Regions from separate parts of the Homo sapiens genome. Here region 1 is linked to region 2. The links are chromatin loops, found by intact Hi-C in ENCODE. Cell type or tissue: IMR-90. All regions are shown on one strand. Links, peaks and the distances in the headings refer to the core of each region. The heading gives the core; the rest is flanking DNA.

Region 1 (10,325 bases), core at 1,594-9,593, 480 kb after region 2:
CTCTAGTTGTGATATTAGGTTGTTAATTTGAGATCTTTCTAACTTTTCAACGTGTGCTATAAACTTCCCTCTTAACACTGTTTTGTCTGTGTCCCTAAGATTCTGTTATCTTGTAATTTTGTTCTCATTAGTTTCAAATAATTTGATTTCTGCTTTAATTTCATTATTTAATTTCATTATTTACCAAGAAGTCATTCAGGAATACATTGTTCAACTTTCATGTAATTGTATGGTTTTGAGCAATTTAGCATTTGTTTTTATTGTGCTGTGGTCTGAGAGTCTGGTTAATATGATTTGGGTTTTTTTAAATTTGCTGAGGATTGTTTTATGCCGGATTGTGTGGTTGATTTTAGAGTATGTGCCATGTGCAGATGAGAAGAATTCTGTTGTTTTGGGGTGGGGAATTCTGTAGATGTCTATTAGTTCTATTTGGTCAAGTGTCAAGTCAAGTCCTAATTATCTTTGTTGTTATCTGTCTGATTCTGTCAGTGGAGTTTTAAAGTTCCTCACTGTTATTGTGTAGTTAATCGAAGTCTCTTCATAGGTCACTAAGAACTTGCTCTATAAATCTGAGTGCTCCTATGTTGGGTGTGTATATATTTAGGATAGGTCTTCTTATTGAATTGAGCCCTTTACCATTATGTAATTCCCTTTCTTTTTTTTTTTTTGTCTTTTTTGTTCTTTGTTGGTTTAAAGTCTGCTTTGTCTGCAATTAGAATAGTAACCCCTGCTTTTTACTGTTTTCCATTTGCTTGGTAGATTTTTCTCCATCCTTTACTTTGAGTCTATTGATTTGATTGCATGTGAGATGGGTATCTTGAAGAGAGCATATCGTTGGGTTTTGCTTCTTTATCCAACTTGTCCCTCTGTGTCTTAATAGGGGCATTTAGCCTGTTGACATTCAAGGTTAGTATTGATATGTGCAGATTTGATCCTGTCATTGTTTTGTTAGCTGGTTATTAGGCAGATTTGTTGGTGTGCTTGCTTTATAGTGTCACTGGTCTATCTATTTAAGTGTGTTTTTGTAATGGCCAGTAATGGTCTTTCCCTTCCATATTTAGCACCTCCTCTGTACCACTTGTAAGGCAGGTCTGATGTCAAAGAATTCCCTTAGCATTTGCTTGTCTGAAAAATATCTTATTTCGCCTTAGCTTATGAAGCTTAGTTTGGCTAAATATGAAATTCTTGGTTGGAAATTCTTTTTTTAAGAATGCTGAATATAGGCCTCCAATATTTTCTAGTTTGTAAGGTTTCTGCAGAAAGATCTGATGTTAGTCTGATTGGGTTCCCTTTGTAGGTGACCCGCCCCTTCTCTGTAGCCACCTTCAACATTTTTTCTTGCATTTTGACCTTGGAGAATCTGATAATTGTATCTTGGGGATGGTCTTCTTGTGTAGTATTTCACAAGTGTTCACTGAATTTCCTGAATTTGAATGTTGGCCTCTCTTGCAAAGTTGAGGAAATGTTCATGAGTGATATCCTGAAATACGTTTTCCAGTTTGCTTGCTTTTTCTTCCTCCCTTTCAGGGACGCCAATTAGTCGTATCTCAGGTCTCCTTACATAATCCCATATTTCTCAGAGGTTTTGTTCTCTCTTCTTTATTGTTTGTTCTTTATTTTTGTCTGACTGAGTTATTTCAGAGAGCTAGTCTTCAAGCTCTGAGATTCTTTCTTTAGCTTGTTTGAGTCTGCTGTTAATATTTGCAGCTGCATTCTAAAATCCTTAAAGTGAGTTTTTCAGCTCTATCGGATTAGTTTTGGTCTTTCTTTAAATGACCATTTCATCTTTCATCTCCTGTATCATTTCACTGTATTCCTTAGAATTCTTGGATTGGGTTTTGACTTTCTTCTGAATTTTGATGATCTTCATTTCTATCCATATTCTGAATTATATTTCTGTCACGTCAGCCATTTCAGCCTGGTTAAGAACCATTGCTAGGGAACTAGTGCAGTTGTTTAGAGGTAAGAAGACACTCTAGCTTTTTGAGTTGCCAAAGTTCTTGTGCTATTTTTTTCTCATCTTTGTGGGCTGATGTTCCTTCAATCTTTGAAGTTGCTGTCCTTTGGATTTTTTTTTTAATCCTCTTTGACATCCTTGGGAGTTTAATTATGGTATAAGGTAAGTTCAGTTAACTGGCTTCATTTCTGGAAGATTTTAGGGAGCAAAGCCTCAGCTCGGAACTCCTGAGATGCATACTCTAACTTTTAGGGGCTGGTATCAGGCCCCTGGCTTTGTTCTGTGACCCCCTCAAGGTTAGGATCCTGCTGCCCTGGAGAGGCCAAGGTGTTCCCAGACTGCTGGTCACAACACTCCAATAGGTGGTGCCATCCAAAGCACTTTTTTGGGCACTGGCAGCAAGATCCATCCTCATTCTAATGTGCCATCAGCAGTGACAGCACACTGGTGTACATGCTCATAGACTGAGGCAGGGCACTGATTGCCACAGAGGTGCTGGCCTCTGTGTGGGCATTCACAGTGGTGGTAGTGGTGGTGGCATGGCAAGGGGTACAGGAGCTACCAGCATCTATGTGGCCAGCAGCAGTGTCAGTGTGGAGGTGGGGCTTTGGCAGGCACAGGGCTGATGTTCTCTGTGCATGCAATTGCACCAGCAGCAATGGCAGCTCAGGACAGGAAATAGGGCTGCTGGTCTCCTTTTGTGCATTCCCCATTGACAATGGTGTCACGGTAGGAGGGTAGGGTCCATTCATGGCAGCAGCAGTGGCATGCTGGAGTGCACATGCACACATGCGCCAGCGGGGAAGAGGAGGCAAAGTATGCATTCCCCCCAATCAAGTAATGTGGGGGTTAGCTGTGGGCGAGTGCATGCCAGCAAAATGCATGGGGGAGGCTGTGGTATGGGGGAGATGGGTGGGCTAGCACAGGTCAGCAGGGCCTGTTCTGCTGGAGATCTCCAATGGTCAGGCATGGTCTGCCAGTGCAGGAGCTATGATGCAGTTCCCTCAGAGGCACCCTGGCTGGGCATCCAAGGCTGCAGTACAAGCAGGTGCACCCAGGCTGGGGCCCCGGAAGAGGCCAGCAGACAGGGGTGCACTTAGGTCAGATTGGCCCCATTCCATGGGCATGATCATCCTGCTATATTCTGATCCAACAGTTCATGTAAGGCTAAAGTATCCTAGGGAAGCAAGGCAACCCTTGAGGGATAGGTGCTTCTGGCCATGATCTGCTGTAGACATTGCTTCACAAAACCCTCTGAGCTCCATACCGGCTGGAATTCTGCTCCTACTACCTCTCTAAGCAGCTCTCCCTGCCAACTCAAGTGTCCATGAGGGATGTGGGGTCTCCTGCTGCCAGATTTCCAGAGGTCCATGGTGAGAGCAGGTTGCTCCTTGCCTGCTCAACTCACCCTTTCCCCAGGAGTTATTGGGGGCCAGGAATGAGTCCCCATGTGTGGGAGCCCAGTCTAGTGTTCCCAGCCTCCTTGCCCTTCAGCCCAGCATCTGTGTTCTCCCTCCATTTATTTTCAATGCCTTCTCTGAAGATCTGTTTGGAATGCACCAGTCCTCTGGATTTCCTGGTCCCTTGGTGGCAGATGTTCTTTCCCACTGTGTCTAGTCAGCCATCTTGCCTCCCTCACATTTCCATGGTCAGAAGCTTAACCAGATCTTCTGATCAATGTCCCAAAGGCTGTAATCAACATCTGAGGTACGAAGGTCTTCTTCCAAGCTCACCTGGGCTGGGCTGTCTGCTCCCCATTTCAATGCTAGGTGCCACAGGCTCAGGGCCTCTTGGGCTCTGGGAGGAGACGCAGTGGAAGACAAGGCCATTATGAGGTCACACCAGAGTCGCCTAGCACTGTTGCCACCTCATGGTCTCCAGCATCCAAGGAGAGTGTGGGCAGCTGGAGCCAGGTCCTCCTCCTCCTCCTTCTCCTCTTCTTCCTCCTTCGTTTCTTCCTTTCCTCCTCCACCTGCCTATTGCAGAGCAGCAGAAAGCAAAGGAGCTAGAAAAGGGTGAAATCAATTCTTTTTCTGTAACCTTTTTGCTTTGCTTTTATTAAGTTCTTAAGGCTTTTGGTCTTGAGTCCTAGATAAGATGCAAATAATTCTGAAGGGATCATAACTTTTAATATTATCAGTGGATATTTAAGAAAAAAATAAAACCATAAGATAGACTGATAGATAGTAGAGAATAAAAAGAAGATTCAGGAGAGGCCATGGGGAGGCAAAGGAAGAGAAAGGAGTGGAGAGTGTGCATGAGTGTGTGTGAGTGTGTGTGTGTATGAGTGCATGTGAGAGAGAGAGGGTGGGGGAGGGAGGGAGAGAGAGAGTGAGAGAGGGAGAAAGAGTGGAAATTCTAGAAAGAAATTGCCTCTTCTTCTGTTCAACTACTTCACTGTTTTGTCAAAAGTTAGCACTGCCTCTAAGGTCTCCTGCAACTCACCCACCCACCCCTCTTACTCCATGGTATTCAACTTCTAAACTAAGAGGAAAGCCCGAGCTAGAGGTCCTATGCATCAATCAGGGAAGAGATATTGAGAAGAATAAACAGAGAAACTGTAAGTGCCTGAACACTACATAAGGACAATGAATAATTGCTTGGTTCTAAGACGGGCCTGGCCTGAACAGATCAGGCCACAGTTAGCCTGTTCCCAGGACACTTGGCGGTCATTAGTCCCAGAAAAGGAATCATTGCATTTGATCCTATGAGAAGCCAAGCATGCTTTCCTGATGAAACAGCATGCCAGCAGATTAGGATATTGCTCTGAGGCAAAAGGGAACATATGGAAACTATCCTGAGAAGGATATAAAGTAATAATTACCCGACAGATTGACCCAGACAACGTAATCATTGTGGGGCCAATGTAGAAAAAGAGCATTTTATTAATATAATTTTTCTTTTTCTTTAACACAGCTAGTCATTCTTTTCAAATTATGCTGCATGGGTCCAACAAAAAGCAGCAGAAGAAATATTTGCTTTTGATTAAATGCATTGTTGGTTTCCTTAGAAAACGAAATTATCTGCAAAACATAATACATTTTAGTTGATTTACAGAAATTACCTCAAAAATGAAGCTCAAGAGAATTTCACACCAGGAATCTCAACTTTTTAAAGAAGAAAGAATAGACAAGAGTTGAAAAATCTTCTCCATAGTATCGTATGTCTGGAAAAACTTAGCACTTTTAAGAAAAAATGGCATGAATAAAACAATGGTATTAGTACTCCTTTTTTGGAAAAACATATTCACATGTATGATTTGGAGAGAACATTTGCTTTTGTCAAATGTGTCAGAGCCCTTCATTGGGTGCACTGATACTACTCATCTCAGCCTTCATGGCAGAATGATTTCTAGTAGAATCATGCCTATGCCAACCAACATTAAGGAGTTATGTGAGTTCCCTTAACATTAGCATATTTCTCTCCCTTAGGAAAGGGTATAGATGAGAGTGAATGCTAAAAAGAAGGAACCATGACACATAAACCAGACCATATGCTTGGCTCTCACTTAGAATGAATCAGAATAGTTGGAGCAATAGCACAGGCATTTGCTAAGTACCCATGCCCACTGGTCTACCAAAAACTGGTTCTCTCCAAATCACAAATGTGTATATGTTTTTCAAAAAAAAAAAGAAGACTAATACCATTGTTTTATTCATGCCATTTTTCTTAAAAATGTTAAGTTTCACCAGACATACAATATTGTGAAGAATATTTTTCAACTCGTGTCTATCCTTTCTTCTTTAAAAAGTTGAGATTCCTGGTATAAAATTCTTCTGAACTTTATTTTTGAGGTAATTTCTGTAAATAAACTAAAATGTATTATGTTTTGCAGGTATTTTTTCTCTCAACTAAAACATCCATTTTAATCAATATTTGGCAAGAAAATATATACCTGTTTCATCTTCACTGGTTATTTCCATAAACTGGAAAGAAGGACTGTCTAAATGGTAGTTATGTCCCATGAGATGTTTAAGCAAAAGGGAAAATTATACAAAAAAGAATGCCATATTTTGTCTGCGCCACCAGAATGACAATAAAAATTTATCATGCTAGAAAGTAATGCCGTGGTATCCAAACAGCAGCTGCTGAGATGTTGGTCCATACTGAGGGACCACAGCCTTTGCCTCCATGAATTCAGATGCCATCTTGTCCTTGGACTCCAAACCAAATGACATTGTTTAGACTGTACCCTAGAACCAGATATCCCTAAGAAGGCAAATTATTTGGAGAGACCTACCAAGGATTCTTATCTACTTTGGTCAGTGTTACTCAGTTTGACATTGAGTATTGCAGGGCGCTAAACAGAATTTACTTCAAGATGACTAAGGGAGCTCAGGTATTTGAATTCAGAGGGAAGAGCCACTTTATGGTGGCATCCAAAAACAAAGTAGATTCCTTGATGTAGGCTCACGCAAAATCCAACAAAATAAAAACTGGGAAACACCAGTTAAAGTATATGAATGGCTTTGATCTAACTAGCAGAAGAAGTAAACTCAGTAAGCATTTGTTATTTTAAAATGCTGAGTCACAGGTTAAAGAATGGTTTAGATAAACTCATGGTTTGTGGATTCATAATATAACCTTAAGAAAAGATGGTGATACTTAGTATACATTTTGTGGTTGATGTCAACAAGGTTAGTAATATCCTTCTGTAAAACAGGACTTGTTTCTTAGAACTGCAAAAGGACTGAAAGGTCATATAGTTCAATCTCCTAATTTTAGAGAGAGAGAAAACAAAAAGGCCTTTAGAGGCTAAGACTTGAATAAGATCCCACAGCGAGCTAATGACTCAAACTAGGTGCCAGACCAAGACACCGATTCTCAGTACTAGTACTTTTCTCCAGACCAGTATTTCCCAAATTGTGTACCTCAAATTTCTTGGTTTGATTACACACACACACACAAACACACATACACACACACCCTTATCTATCTATATATTTATATATATGTATATCTCCTTTCTTAGTGATTCACAAAGCACATTATCATATTAAAAATTCTGAGTAATCTTTCAGTAAAGAAATCTGTTTAACTTTACTAAGCTCAACTTTTCCCAAACTTATTTGACCATGAAGCCCTTTTTGCCACTCAGTAATTAATTAACATCTCATGAAACTAAATCAGGAAATGTCTGCATCAAAACCTCATTTGTATTTGTAATTATTCTATTTGGTCCACTGGTTCATTTTTTTCAACCTGGTTAATGCAAGCTAGAAATATGAGCAGCAAATAAAAATAGATTCTTAAATAAAACCCCAACAGTTTCATTCATTCAACCAACTCATCACAGTAACAGTGAAATCCCAAGGTTACATGTACATAGACCAGCTGCATGGCACAGAGCCAACGGTGATCTCTATATTTTTGCACATTTGCAAATCAGTAAAGCATTGGCCCACTTTTTTCAAAGGCAGATGGCCATAAAATTAGATGTATACCAACTGATTTAAGAAAATTTTCTTTGACACTTACAGACTTTTTTTGTATAAAACAGAAAGTGAGTATCCCATACAACAGAATTATGTCTGTAGATTTTTGTTGAATCAAGAGTACACTTAGCTTTAGCGGTGAATCTTTATCTCTAAATAAAATGGAAGGAGATTCAAGCCAATATCTTATAGAGAGTTATAAAAGCTTCATTCTATTTTAAAACCTATTCATCAGTTTCCGTGGCATTGTCATTTCACCTTTGTGAAATGAGAATATTAGGCTGTCAAACTGGTATGGAAATTCTAAAATTCTTAAGTGTTTATATAATCTTCTGGCTTAAGAAAACAGATCTGGAAAGGCATCATTTGCGCTTGTCAAATGCGGCAGAGCCTTCTCATGCTACTCATCTCATTCCTCATGGCAGAATGATTTCTAGTAGAATCATGCATATGCCAACCAACATTGAGGAGTCATCTGATTTCCCTTGAGATTAGCATATATTTCTCTCTCTCCCTTTCTCTTTCTCTCTCTTTCTCTCTCTCTCTCACACATACACACACACACACACACACACACACACAGACACACACACACACATGCGCCTGGAAGGTACTTGACAGACTCTAATGATTAATTTTATGTGCCAACTTAACTAGATCAAGGGGTGCCCACATCGCTGGCAAAACATTATTTCTGGGTATGTCTGTGAGGTTGTTTCTGGAAGACTTTAGCATTTTAATAAGTAGACTGAATAAAGAAGATCCATCCTCTTTGGATGGATGTGTCAGGCATCATCTAATCCATTAAGAGTCTGAATATAACAGAAAGGTAGAGAAAGAGCTAATTTTCTCTCTACCCCGCCCCTCCCTTCCTTGAGCTGGGACATCCAACTTCTCTTGCCCTCAGACATCAGTGCCCCTGGTTCTTGGGCCTTTGGACTCCAAGATTTACACTGGTACCTCCTTTCTTGATTTTCAGGCCTTTCCCTAACCCTCCTGGTTCTCGGTCCTTCAGCCTTGAACTGGGAGGTAAACTATCAATTCCCCTGGCTCTCAGGCCTTCAGACTTGGAGTACATTACACCATTGGCTTTCCTCGTTCACCAGCTTGTAGATGGCATATCATGGGATTTCTCAGCCTCCATAATCTTGTGAGCAAACTTCCATAATGTGTGTGTGTGTGTGTGTGTGTGTGTGTGGTGTGTGTATGTACACATATCCTATTGATTCTGTTCTCTAGAGAACACTGACTGATACAGACTTTGGTACTGATGGTGGTTCTTAAAGAAACAGAATTTCTTTTCTGTTTTTCTGAATTGATTTTGGGGTTCCCAGGATTGGCTCTCTACACTAATTAGATTTTAAAATGCTAATGACTCTCTTTCCAGTAGTGAAAAAAAAAAGGCACTGACAGTCTATGGCATGATCTGGTTATAGAGATATGCAAAATATCTGCCTTGGATACTCCTATTCAACCACTCATAAGAAGTAAGGAACTGGGTACTCTGTTAACCTTCTCAGATGGAGGCACAAGACTTATTTTGTGATTGGCTGAATTACAACACAAGCTGAAGTCTCAGCTTCACAGAGTGTCTACTATTGTAGTGAGGATAGTCATTGGGAATAAATAGGATCCTGTAAGTTGAGATGGGGACATATGGAAAAACACTAATGAAGTTGGGAACATTGAGTCCTAAATTCGGGTAAATCTGCTTTGCCAGTGGAAGAGGTCTCTTCACCCCCAGAAAAAGCAGCCTCCCCACTGTCCCCCAGTTGTATCAACCTATCTGCCTCCATCTGAGGGGACTGAACCTGCATTGCCTGAGGAAATGATAATGGCCTCCTGTAAGGCAGTTCCCATTCAAGACAATATCAATTCTCCTCAGGGCCCACTCCTACCACCCCTTTTTGATTCTAGAGCTATAACTAGACTCAAGTCCCAGCAGACTCATGAGGAGGTATACTACACTCCAAAAGAACTACTTGTGTTTTCTACTTTATACAAGCAGAAATCCAGGGAACCCTTATGGGAATGGATATTAAGGGTTTGAGATAATGGTAGAAGGAGCATAAAATTGGATGAGGCTGAGTTCATTGATATAGACCCACCAAGCAGAGATTCTGCATTTACTGATACTGCTCAGAGACTAAGAAAGGGCTCTATCTGTCTGGTGGTTGGTTGCCTGAAACATGGTTCAAAAGACAGCCCACCTGCCTAATCTCCTCTGCTTTAATGTAGAGGAAGGGATTCAAAGGCTTAGAGAAATTGGAATGTCAGAGTGGATTTGTCATTTAAGACCTAGCTTTTACTAAATTTATTTTGAGAAATAAATGTGTGAGGGGATCCCTAGCATCCTTGGAGACATCCATGATGGTTCTTCTCTGTAGGCCAGACCCTAGAGTGTGAACTGCAGTCACTCAATTGGAAAACCTAAATGCAAAGGAAGTAATTGAATCCCGTGTCAGTACTCAACAGCCAGAGGCAAGGTGGCCATAGTTACCACAAAGGACAATGGCAACCAGAATAGTCTGATTCTCAGAGAACTATGAGGACAGCTAGTTAATAATGTGTTCCTAGAAGTGAAATAGATAGGAAGCCTACTAAATTCTTACTTGATCTGTATAAGCAGATAGTGAACAAAAGTCTAACTCATAAAGACAGAGAGTCTCAGCCCTTCAATTAACTCCCAGACTTGAGCTAGTTCGCAGACCTAGAACTCCTTGAATGAGGAGAGACCGGGTCCCTGCTAAGGAAGAACCCTGGTACACTACCAAAATTTCATACTGTTAATTTTTCTCTCAGCTTTCCCTAAAGGGACCCATGGCCTCTTAAAAAAGTAACTGTGCATTGAAGAAAAAGAAATAATCAGAACTTTGAATAACTGCTGGACAATGGTTCTGAACTAAAGTTGACCTTTGAATGATGTGGAGTCC
Region 2 (10,147 bases), core at 1-8,000:
TATACACATTCAACCTACAGAGGTTGAACCACAAAGAAATCCAAAACCTGGACAGACCAATAATAATGAGATTGAAGCCATAATAATAATAAAAAAAAATGTCTCCCAGCAAAGAAAAGCCAGATACCCCATGGTTTCACAGCAGAATTTAAATCTTTATTTAAAGAAGAAATAATACCAATTCTACTCAAGCTATTCCAAAAAATAGAGAAGTAGAAAATACTTCCACTCATTCTCTCAGCCAGTGTTACCCCGATACCAAAAATAAAGACACATCAAAAAAAAGAAAACTACAAGCCATTATCCCTGATGAACACTGATGCAAAAATTCTTAATAAAATACTAAAAAATTAAATTCAACAGCCTGTTTTAAAAGATCAGCATGACCAAGTGGGATTTATCTCAGGGATGGAAGGATGATTCGACACAAACAAATCAATCATTGTGATGTATCACATCAACAGAATGGACAAAAACCAAATGATAATTTCAATTGGTGCTGAAAAACATTTTAAAACATTTAAAAAACTGGCTTACAGAAGGAACAGACCTCAACACAATAAAAGCCATACATGACAGACTTATAGCTAGAATTACACTGAATGGGGAAAAAACTGAAAGCCTTTCCTCTAAAATCTGGAACAAGAAAAGGATGTCTGCTTTTACCACTGTTAGTCAACATACTACTGAAATTCCTAGCTAGAGCAATCAGACAAAGGAAATAAATAAAGGGTATCCAAATTGGAAAAGAAGTCACATTATCTTTGTTTGCAGATAATACAATCTTATATTTGGAAAATTCTAAAGAGTCCACCAAAAAAACTGTTACAACTAAGAAATAAATTCAGTAAAGCTGCAAGATACAAAATCAACATACAAAAATTAGTAGCATCTCTATATGCCAACAGCATGCAATCTGGAAAATAAATCAAGAAAGTAATCTCATTTACAATAGCTACAAACTTAAATACCTAGAAATTAGCCTAACCAAGGAAGTGGAATATTTCTACAATTAAAACCATAAAACGCTGAAGCCAGAAATGAAAAAAGGACACAAAAAAATGGAAATATAGTCCATGTTCATGAATTGGGAGAATCAACATTTTTAAAATCTCCTAACTATACCCGAAGCAATCTACAGATTCAATGCAACCCCTACCACATTCTTCACACAATGTGGGTGATGAGATTATTCACAGAGTGAATAATCTATCAATGACACTCTTCACAAAAATATAAAAACAATTCTAAAATTTACATGAAATTACAAAAAACCCAGAATAGCCCAAGCCATCCTTTTTAAAAGAACAACACTGAAGGAATCACATTACCTGACTTCAAGCCATACTACAGCGGTATAGTAACCAAAACAGCATGGTATTGGCATAAAAACAGACACACAGACAAATTGAACAGAATAAAAAACCCAGGAATAAATTCATACATCTACAGTGTATTTTTTGACATAGGTGCCAAGAGCATACATTAGAAAAAGGACAGTGTCTTCAATAAATGGTGCTGGGAAAACTGGATATCCATATGCAGAAGAATGAAACTAGACATCCATCTCCTGCCACACACAAAAATCAAATAAAAATGGATTAAAGACTTAAATCTAGAACCTCAAACTATGAAACTGCTAAAAGAAAGCATTGGGGAAAACTCCAGGTCATTGGTCTGGGCAAAGAGTTCTTGAGTAATACCCACAAGCACAGGCAACCAAAGCCAAAATGGATAAAAGAGATCACATCAAGTTAAGAAGCTTTTGCACTGCAATGGAAACAAACAAGGTGAATTGACTCTCCTTAGAATGGGAGAAAATATTTGCAAACTACCTATCTGAGAAGGGACTAATAACCAGAATAAATAAGAAATTCAAACAACTCAATAGGAAAAAAAAAAATCTAATACTGTGATAAAAAAATTGGGCAAAAGATTTGAATAGACATTTTTCAAAAGAAAACATACAAAGGGCAATCAGGTATATGAAAATGTGCTCAACACCATTAATCATCAGAGAAATGCACATCAAGACTACAATAATATATCATCTCACCAGTTAAAATGCTTTCTATACAAATGACAGGCAATAACAAATGCCAGCAAGGATGTGGAGAAAAGGGAATCCTTGTACACTGTTGCTGGGAATGTCAACTAGTACAACCACTATGGAGAATAGTTTGGAGGTTCTTCAAAAAGTAAAAATATAGCTGCCATGTGGTTCTGCAATCCCATTGCTAGGTATATCCCCAAAGAAACGAAATCAGTATATCTAAGAGATATCTGCACTTCTATGTTTCTTGCAGCATCATTTACAATAGCCAAGATTTGGAAGCAAACTTTGTGTCCATCAACAGATGAATGGATAAAGAAAATGTGGTACATATACACAAAGGAGTACTATTTATTCATGAAAAAGGATGAGATTCTTCATTTGCAACAACATGAATGATACTGGAAGTCATTATGTTAAGTGAAATAAGCCAGGTATAGGAAGACAAATTTCACATGTTCTCACTTATTTGTGGGAGCTAAACATTAAAACAATTGAGCTCATGAAGATAGAGAGTATAAAGATGGTTACCAGAGGCTTGGAAGAGTAGTAGGGGTTGTGGGGGAAAAGTGGGAATGCCTTAATGAGTACAAAAGATAGAAAGAACGAATAAGAACTACTATTTGATATTACAACAGGTTGACTATGGTCAATAACTTCATTGTACATTTAAAAATAATTAAGATTATTATTGGATTTTTTGTCACACAAAAAAATTAATGCTTGAGGGAACATATACCCCATTTACCCTGATGTGATTATTACATGTTGTATGCCTATATCAAAATATCTTAGGTACTCCATAAATATATACACCTACTATGTACCCACAGAAATTAAAAATAAATTTTTTAAAAAATATAAAGAATAAAGACAATTTAAGAAAAAGAAAAAAATACAGTGTAACTTAATTTTTTTCCAATTATGAGTGATGTTGATCACTTCTTTATATTTAAGAGCCATTATTATTATTATTGTGTGACTATTCTATTTATATTTGTGCCCATTTTTGTGTTGGAATTTTTGCCTTTTTACAAACATTATACAAATCTAAAAAAGTGTATATTACAAAATATACTGGGCAGCTATGCAATATAAAATATACAAAATATACTACTATACTAGTATACAAAATATACTATGCAACTATATAAAATAATATAAAATATACTAGAGATTGAAGCCAAAATAAAAAAGTCTCCCAGCAAAGAAAAGCCAGAGACCCCATGGTTTCATGGCAGAATTTAAATCTTTATTTAAAGAAGAAATAATACCAATTCTACTCAAGCTATTCCAAAAAATGGAGGAGTAGAAAATACTTCCAAACTCATTCTCTCAGCCAGTATTACCCCGATACCAAAAACAAAGACACATCAAAAAAAGAAAACTACAAGCCATTATCCCTTATGAACACTGATGCAAAAACTCTCAAAAACATACTAAAAAAATTAAATTCAACAACCTGTTTAAAAAGATCATCATGACCAAGTGGGATTTATCTCAGGGATAGAAGGGTGATTCAACACAAACAAATCAATCACTGCTTTCATGCTACAACAGCGGAGCTTAATTTTTTGCGACAGAGACCACGTGGCCTGTAAGTCCCAAAATATTTGCTAACGGCCAGGCGTGGTGGCTCACGCCTGTAATCCCAGCACTTTGGGAGGCCGAGGCAGGAGGATCACGAGGTCAGGATATCCAGACCATCCTGGCTAACGCGGTGAAAACCCGTCTCTACTAAAAATACAAAAAAATTAGCCGGCCTAGTGGCAGACGCCTGTAGTCCCAGCTACTCAGGAGGCTGAGGCAGGAGAATGACGTGAACCCGGGAGGCGGAGCTTGCAGTAAGCCGAGATTGCGCCACTGCACTCCAGCCTGGGCGACAGAGCAAGACTCCGTCTCAAAACAAAACAAAACAAAACAAAAAAATTTGCTAACTAGTGTTTTCCAGCAAAAATTAAAAACTACTGTTCTACATCATACCAACCATAGCCAAACTTCAGGAGTTCCAGTGAGGAGTTCATTCTTCAACAGCTGTCTGATGTTTTACATTGCTAAAGTTACACAATTCAGTTTTCATCCTCAGTGATATCAAAGAAAGCAACTGGATATTTAAAGTGCTGATTTAAATAGTGATATTTATGTCTGTGTACAGAAATTAGCATTTAAAAATCATATCTTTCTATTGAATCATAAGCTTCTTTATTGGATTTAAAAAAAAAAAAACGTAAACTGATTTTTATTGAACATACCAGAGTGCATTTATATTTCTGGGCCTGGCTTTCCCAGTGAGCAAAGAGAACAAGTTGAACACCAGGGTCACTCCCCGTATTGACATGTTTAAAAGAGCATTAAACTAAGAAAGACTATTAACAAATGACTTGGAAGGTTATTAGAATTTTTATCCTCTATAATAAAAGTCGATCTTCTCAAGTGTTTATTTTGAGATTCAATTTCAAAGGGTTTTATATAAATAATCTAGAAAGCCGGTTCGTTTCTTGCTGGAAACATTATTGTTATCACTAGAGGGAGCTGGTTTTACATAAAATTAATGTATGTAGGCCTGTATCTAGAAAAAGACAGAAAAGCACTTTGTGGTTCATGTTAAGAAAAAGAACAAAATCCTTTTCAAAATATTTTTTCTGCTAATAAATTGTACTTGTCAAGGAATTATAAACTGAAAGTTTGCTTCAAAATACTGTAATCTCTGTTCCCAAGAGAATTTTTGATACTCTAAATGTGATAGTGGAATAAACATTCTATGGGGGTATCACTTAATTTTCATATAGTAGTATTGATGTCTGTAGTCTTTTCATTGTTCTTTAAATTTATCCTACTTTAATTTTCTTTAAATTTATCCTACTTTAATTTTCTTTAAAATGGAATTTTGTCATTGTATAGTTTGAACAATATGCTAAGCAGAGTTGCAGAGTACAGAATAAGATTTTGGCTAAATTGTCTATCTATTTAATATAAAAGATATAAACATTCTGGTGTTACTTTGAAATGCCTGATTTTCAGTGAGTGCTAAAATGAAAAGAACCATTAAGTATTTGCTTTAACTTAAATACTTTCTTACATGTAAGTACTATTGTATTGATAACTGTCTCAAATTTATGTAAGTAAATTTACATAAATGTACGTAGGTCACATGCAGAGTAAACTTACGTAAGAACCAGATATTCAGCCAATAGCCAATAGCTTTGGCTAACTGGGAACTTACTAAATTCACTGTGTTTCCTTGAGACTTTTTATTTGGAACTCTAACTACTAAGTTTTAAAATAGGGCTAATTCATCTCTCTACGCTTTCTCTGATGCATGGATATCAATGCTTATAAATTATTTATAAATCTCCTTTCAAGTTGAGCAAACCTCTAATTTCAAAACAGGATTGAAATTGATAGAACATGTTTGACCAGGTGAATGGAGTTTTAATCGGTAAATTATTTCAGACAGTGAGGAACCGGCCTTTGTTAACTCATTGACCCATTTAAACCTCTGCCCACCACACACACACAAATTCTTCTTGCCAAATTCAATGATCTACATCAATTTTTAAAAAATTCAGATTATGCCCTTGCTTGATAGCATTTTTATGCTACTAAACGAAAAGATGTTTGGCATTTCTTTTATGTCATAACTTTTCACCTTTAGTCAAGTTTTTAAATTCATAATCTTGAGTAAATATCTGTGTAGCTGTTCTTGAATCAACCAAAGAAAAATAAAAATATTACTGTCTAAGTTAACGAATGTTCATTAGTTGCTCATTAATTATAATTGGACCTACCAATAATGAAGTAGAAAAAAGGGTAAGGATTTGATTTAAAAGACAGTTGTTTTTCTTTCAAAGAAAGAACCAACTGGAAAACAAAACAAATCTGACGATGGCTTTTGTTTCTTACCTATTCTGGTCTCAGTAACCAGTGGTAAACAATGAGGTTTGTTGTTGTGTCTGCTAAGAAGAATATGAACAGATATTACAAGCCACAGTAAATTGTTCAGTGGGTTTTCTCTGTAGAACTTGTTGATTTGAATCATAATGGGGTTTCAAGCAACTTGATAAACCTTTGTCAAGATTTTTAAGTGGAAGAAAAAAAATGATGAAATGTACAACTTGTAGAATTTGTTTTTCCTAGTGTGGTCCCAAATGGCGCCATCCTTTCACTCTCCCAGTGTGCTCTAATGAAGAAGGGACATAGAGGTCATTGAGGTCAACGGCGAATCAGCAAGAGCTGACAAGATGTGATTCTTGGCACTTAGAATGGCTAAATGCCACCAACCCCTCCAGACTATTTTCCAAATATTTTGCATTTTACAAAGACCAAAGACTTTGACCAAACTGTTTCTCTCTCCACTCCATTTTTAGCTCTAAATTTATACTTATAAAGCAAACTCAAACCAGGACTTCTGAATAACACGTTGTTAAGCAGTTTGAAGTGGTATGGAACCTATCCTCAAATTATGTGTAGGCCTCTCAGCCCTTAGAACTGGAAGCTGGGAAGTTGATCACTATTTTCACCTTCTAGTTGGGAGACAGTGAGGTTAAGGAGACCCAACCAAGTTAAATTCAGGCTTTTTTTTAACTTGTTGTCCCTGAATGGAGTTTTGGAGGTCTTTGAAATCTTAGAAATGCTATGTAAATTTTTATGTTATGTATATGTGTGGATATTGCTGGTATATAATGTTCATGATTTTACCAGAGTCTCAAAGGGTCCACAAAAACTTAATATGTTGAAAGCAATTAAAAAAAAACAAAAAAATTATCTTCTGGAAAATGTAAGCTTCTCCACTTAATCTTCACAGCAATTCTGTAGATTGGCTGTTACAGCCAATGGTTAATACAGATTCTAGAAACAGGCTGCCAAGATTCCAATTTCAGTTCTGCCACTTATTAGCTGTATGAACTGACTTTTTGTACCTCAGTTTCCTCATATGCAAAATGAAATAATAGTAGTACCTATTCCATAGGGTTATTATGAGGAATAAATGAGGTAATATTTGTAAAGTACCTATTCCTTGCTGCAAGATAAATGGTGAGTGTATATGTGTGTGTGTGTGTGTGTGTGTGTGTGTCAAAAACACTAAATATTAATCCCCAGGGTTTAGACGATGAAACTATGTTAAGAGATTTGCCTAAAATCACATTGCTTGTAAGAGGAAGAAATAGGTCTAAAATTCAGAGGGGTTGTTTTGTTTTCTTTTGTTTCCATTTAAATCCTGCTAATCATTGGCCCTAATCAGTTCTGTGTGTGTGGTCTCTTAGCTTCCATTTCCTCTCTATTCCACCACCCCACCCTGCCCAATGTTGTCCTTTTTTTTTTTTTTTAGAGATGGAGTCTTGCTCTGTTGCCCAGGCTGGAGTGCAGTGGCATGATCTCAGCTCACTGCAACCTCCGCCTCCCAGGTTCTAGCAATTCTCCTGCCTCAGCCTCCCAAGTAGCTGGGACTATAGGCACCCGCTGCCATGCCCAGCTATTTTTTGTATTTCAGTAGAGATGGGGTTTCACCGTGTTGCCCAGGCTGGTCTTGAACTCGTGAGCTCAGGCAATCCACCCACCTCAGCCGCCCAAAGTGCTAGGATTACAGGCGTGAGCCACCATGCCTGGCCCCAATGTTGTACTTTTAAAATCATTTTATATGCATCTTCCACCGCACTTTGCTCTCAAAACTTCAAAATCTCCCCGTTATCTGGTTTGAATCAAACTTTAATTTAAAACAAGGAATTGTTGGAGCACTAATCTATGAGAGGTGGTGAATTACTAATGCCGTATTAAAATAAAATTTATTTACCCAAACTGCTCTCCTAGAGAGTAATTTAAAATGAGATAGAGAGAAGTTCACCCACTCCTTCCCTCCTACTGCATGTGCAGTCACACACACACACACAAACACACATACACACATACACACACACAGACACACACACACACCCCTCAGACAAACTCAAATCGAATTGCTCCGGCTAATTTTAGTGCTTTTCTTTTGGTAAAAAGAGTATCTAAATTTGCGGCAAATTCAATTGTTCTGGACAAGAGAGGAGAGATTGATCCCTATCACCTAATATATAGGGCTTCTTTGTCCCTTCTCTACAGAGCAGTTAAGCTGCAAGACCCTGAAATTATTGACCAAATACTAAAAGAACAAATATTTGAAGGGGCACCAATTATTAACCTACCCAACATGACCAGCTTAGAATCCTTCCTGAGTACCCTCAAGTTTTCATCTAGCCCCGATTCAGATCACAGGTTATAAAACCTTTACTATACAATTCTGTCTCACTTGGAGTACCTCATTACCTGGAATAGAAGTCATGTCAGTGGCTGGGCGCAGTGGCTCATGCCTGTAATCCCACCATTTTGGGAGGCCAAGGTGGGTGGATCACAAGGTCAGGAGTTCAAGACCAGCCTGACCAATGTGGTGAAACCCCTTCTCTACTAAAGATACAAAAATTAGCGGGGTGTGGTGGCGTGTGCCTGTAATCCCAGCTACTGGGGAGGCTGAGGCAGGAGAATCATTTGAACCCTGGAGGTGGAGGTTGCAGTGAGCCGTAATCACACCACTGCATTCCAGGCTGGGTGACAGGGCGAGACTGTCTCAAAAAAAAAAAAAAAAAAAAAAAAAAGCAAGTCATGTCAGCATTTCAGTCCATTAGGTTCTTTATGTCTCCTAGTCCTCATTCTTCCTCATCCAAGTTATCACAAATGAGGAGAATGGGTTTCTTTTCTATGACTACCAAATGCATTACGTAGTAGTGGAAATTCCATTGGTAAAATCATCACCAATAAATGTAGTTTCAAATCCTGTTTCCTCACTTGTTTGCCACAATACCTAGAGAAATTTAAATAGATTTCACTGAGCTTCATTGTCTTCTTCATCTATCAAACTGCAAAATAGCATCTGTTTCAAGGGTTGATATAAGGGTAAAATAAAATACCATACAAAAAATATCTTGGCATAGAGCAGCTGCTCAATAAATGCTAATTTGTTTCATTACATTGTAGCTAAAGATTTATTGTATAAATATAATTTGTTATATTCTTGAGTGTTTTACAGTTTGCAGAGAGAGCCTTTACATACATCATTGCATTTGCTCCTCATGATGAGTCTGTGAAACAAAAACTATGATCATTATCCTACCAATACAGAAATGGTGTATGATAATGATGAAATGGTTTGCCCTCCAACTACAGTTTCAGAGCTGGGACTGAAAAACATATCATTTTAAAAATTTTGTCAATATTTAAGTTTATTTTTCATTCATTATCAGTGTCTCTTTTTTGTTTGTTTACTTTTAAAATATTTTAAAATTAGCTTTAATTATAAGAAGTATTAATATATACATTATCATGGTTAAGAAAAATCTACAAAATAAATGTATATATAGGTCATCCCCTTTCTAAGACTCTCCAAAGAGGCTTCTTTTATTTTTAAAAATAATTTCAACTTTTAGTTTCAATGGGTACATGTGCAAGTTTGTAACATGGGAGTATTTCATGATGCTGAGGTTCGGGATACAGAGGATCCTGTCACCAGGTATGGAGCATAGTACCCAACAGGTAGTTTTTCAGACCTTGCTCCCTTCCCTCTTCTACCACCTCTAGTAGTCCCCAGTGTTTATTGCTCCCATGTTTATTTCCATGTGTGTTCAATGTTTAGCTTCCACTTATAAGTGAGAACATGCGGTATTTGGTTTTGTTTCTGTGTTAATTCACTTAGAATAATGGCTGCCAGCTGCATCCATGTTGTCACAAAGGATATAATTTCATTTTTTATGGCTGTGTAGTATTCCATGGTGTATATGTACCACCCTTTCTTTATCCAATCCACCACTGATGGGCACCTAGGATGATTTCTGCTAGTGCACGTGTCTTTCTAGTAGTATGATTTATTTCCTTTAAATATATATAATAATCTCATTATTATATATAATCTCTCTCTCTCTCGCTCTCTCTCTCTCTCTCTCTCTCTCTCTCTCTCTCTCTCTCTCTATATATATATATATATATATATATATATATATATATATATATAAAATAATGAGATTGCTAGGTCAAATGGTAATTCTAAGTTCTTTGAGAAATCTCCAAACTGCT

The links. Peaks named below come from ENCODE experiments on the same cell type or tissue, not always from the same donor. Only the 100,000 strongest peaks of a DNase experiment are listed, where the experiment ranks them.
Region 1: it touches region 2 in a loop (2.5-fold over the local background); 1 of 110 quality-filtered maps calls a loop at or near these places.

The regions. Positions count from the first base shown.
Region 1 is chr3:155,237,109-155,247,433 of GRCh38, forward strand. It overlaps LINC01487 (long intergenic non-protein coding RNA 1487), which reads left to right and starts at 3,837. Exons shown (of 3, transcript NR_125399.1): 1 at 3,837-3,870; 2 at 4,370-4,517; 3 at 5,793-6,016. In IMR-90, for the core only: no CTCF peak of the experiment used is centred there; DNase peaks (open chromatin) are centred at 4,663, 5,463 and 6,533; H3K27ac peaks cover 914 bases.
Region 2 is chr3:154,753,895-154,764,041 of GRCh38, forward strand. No RefSeq gene overlaps it. Among named protein-coding and RNA genes, the nearest start is that of MME, 320 kb to the right of the region's middle. In IMR-90, for the core only: a CTCF peak has its summit at 4,582 (motif pointing right); a DNase peak (open chromatin) is centred at 4,607.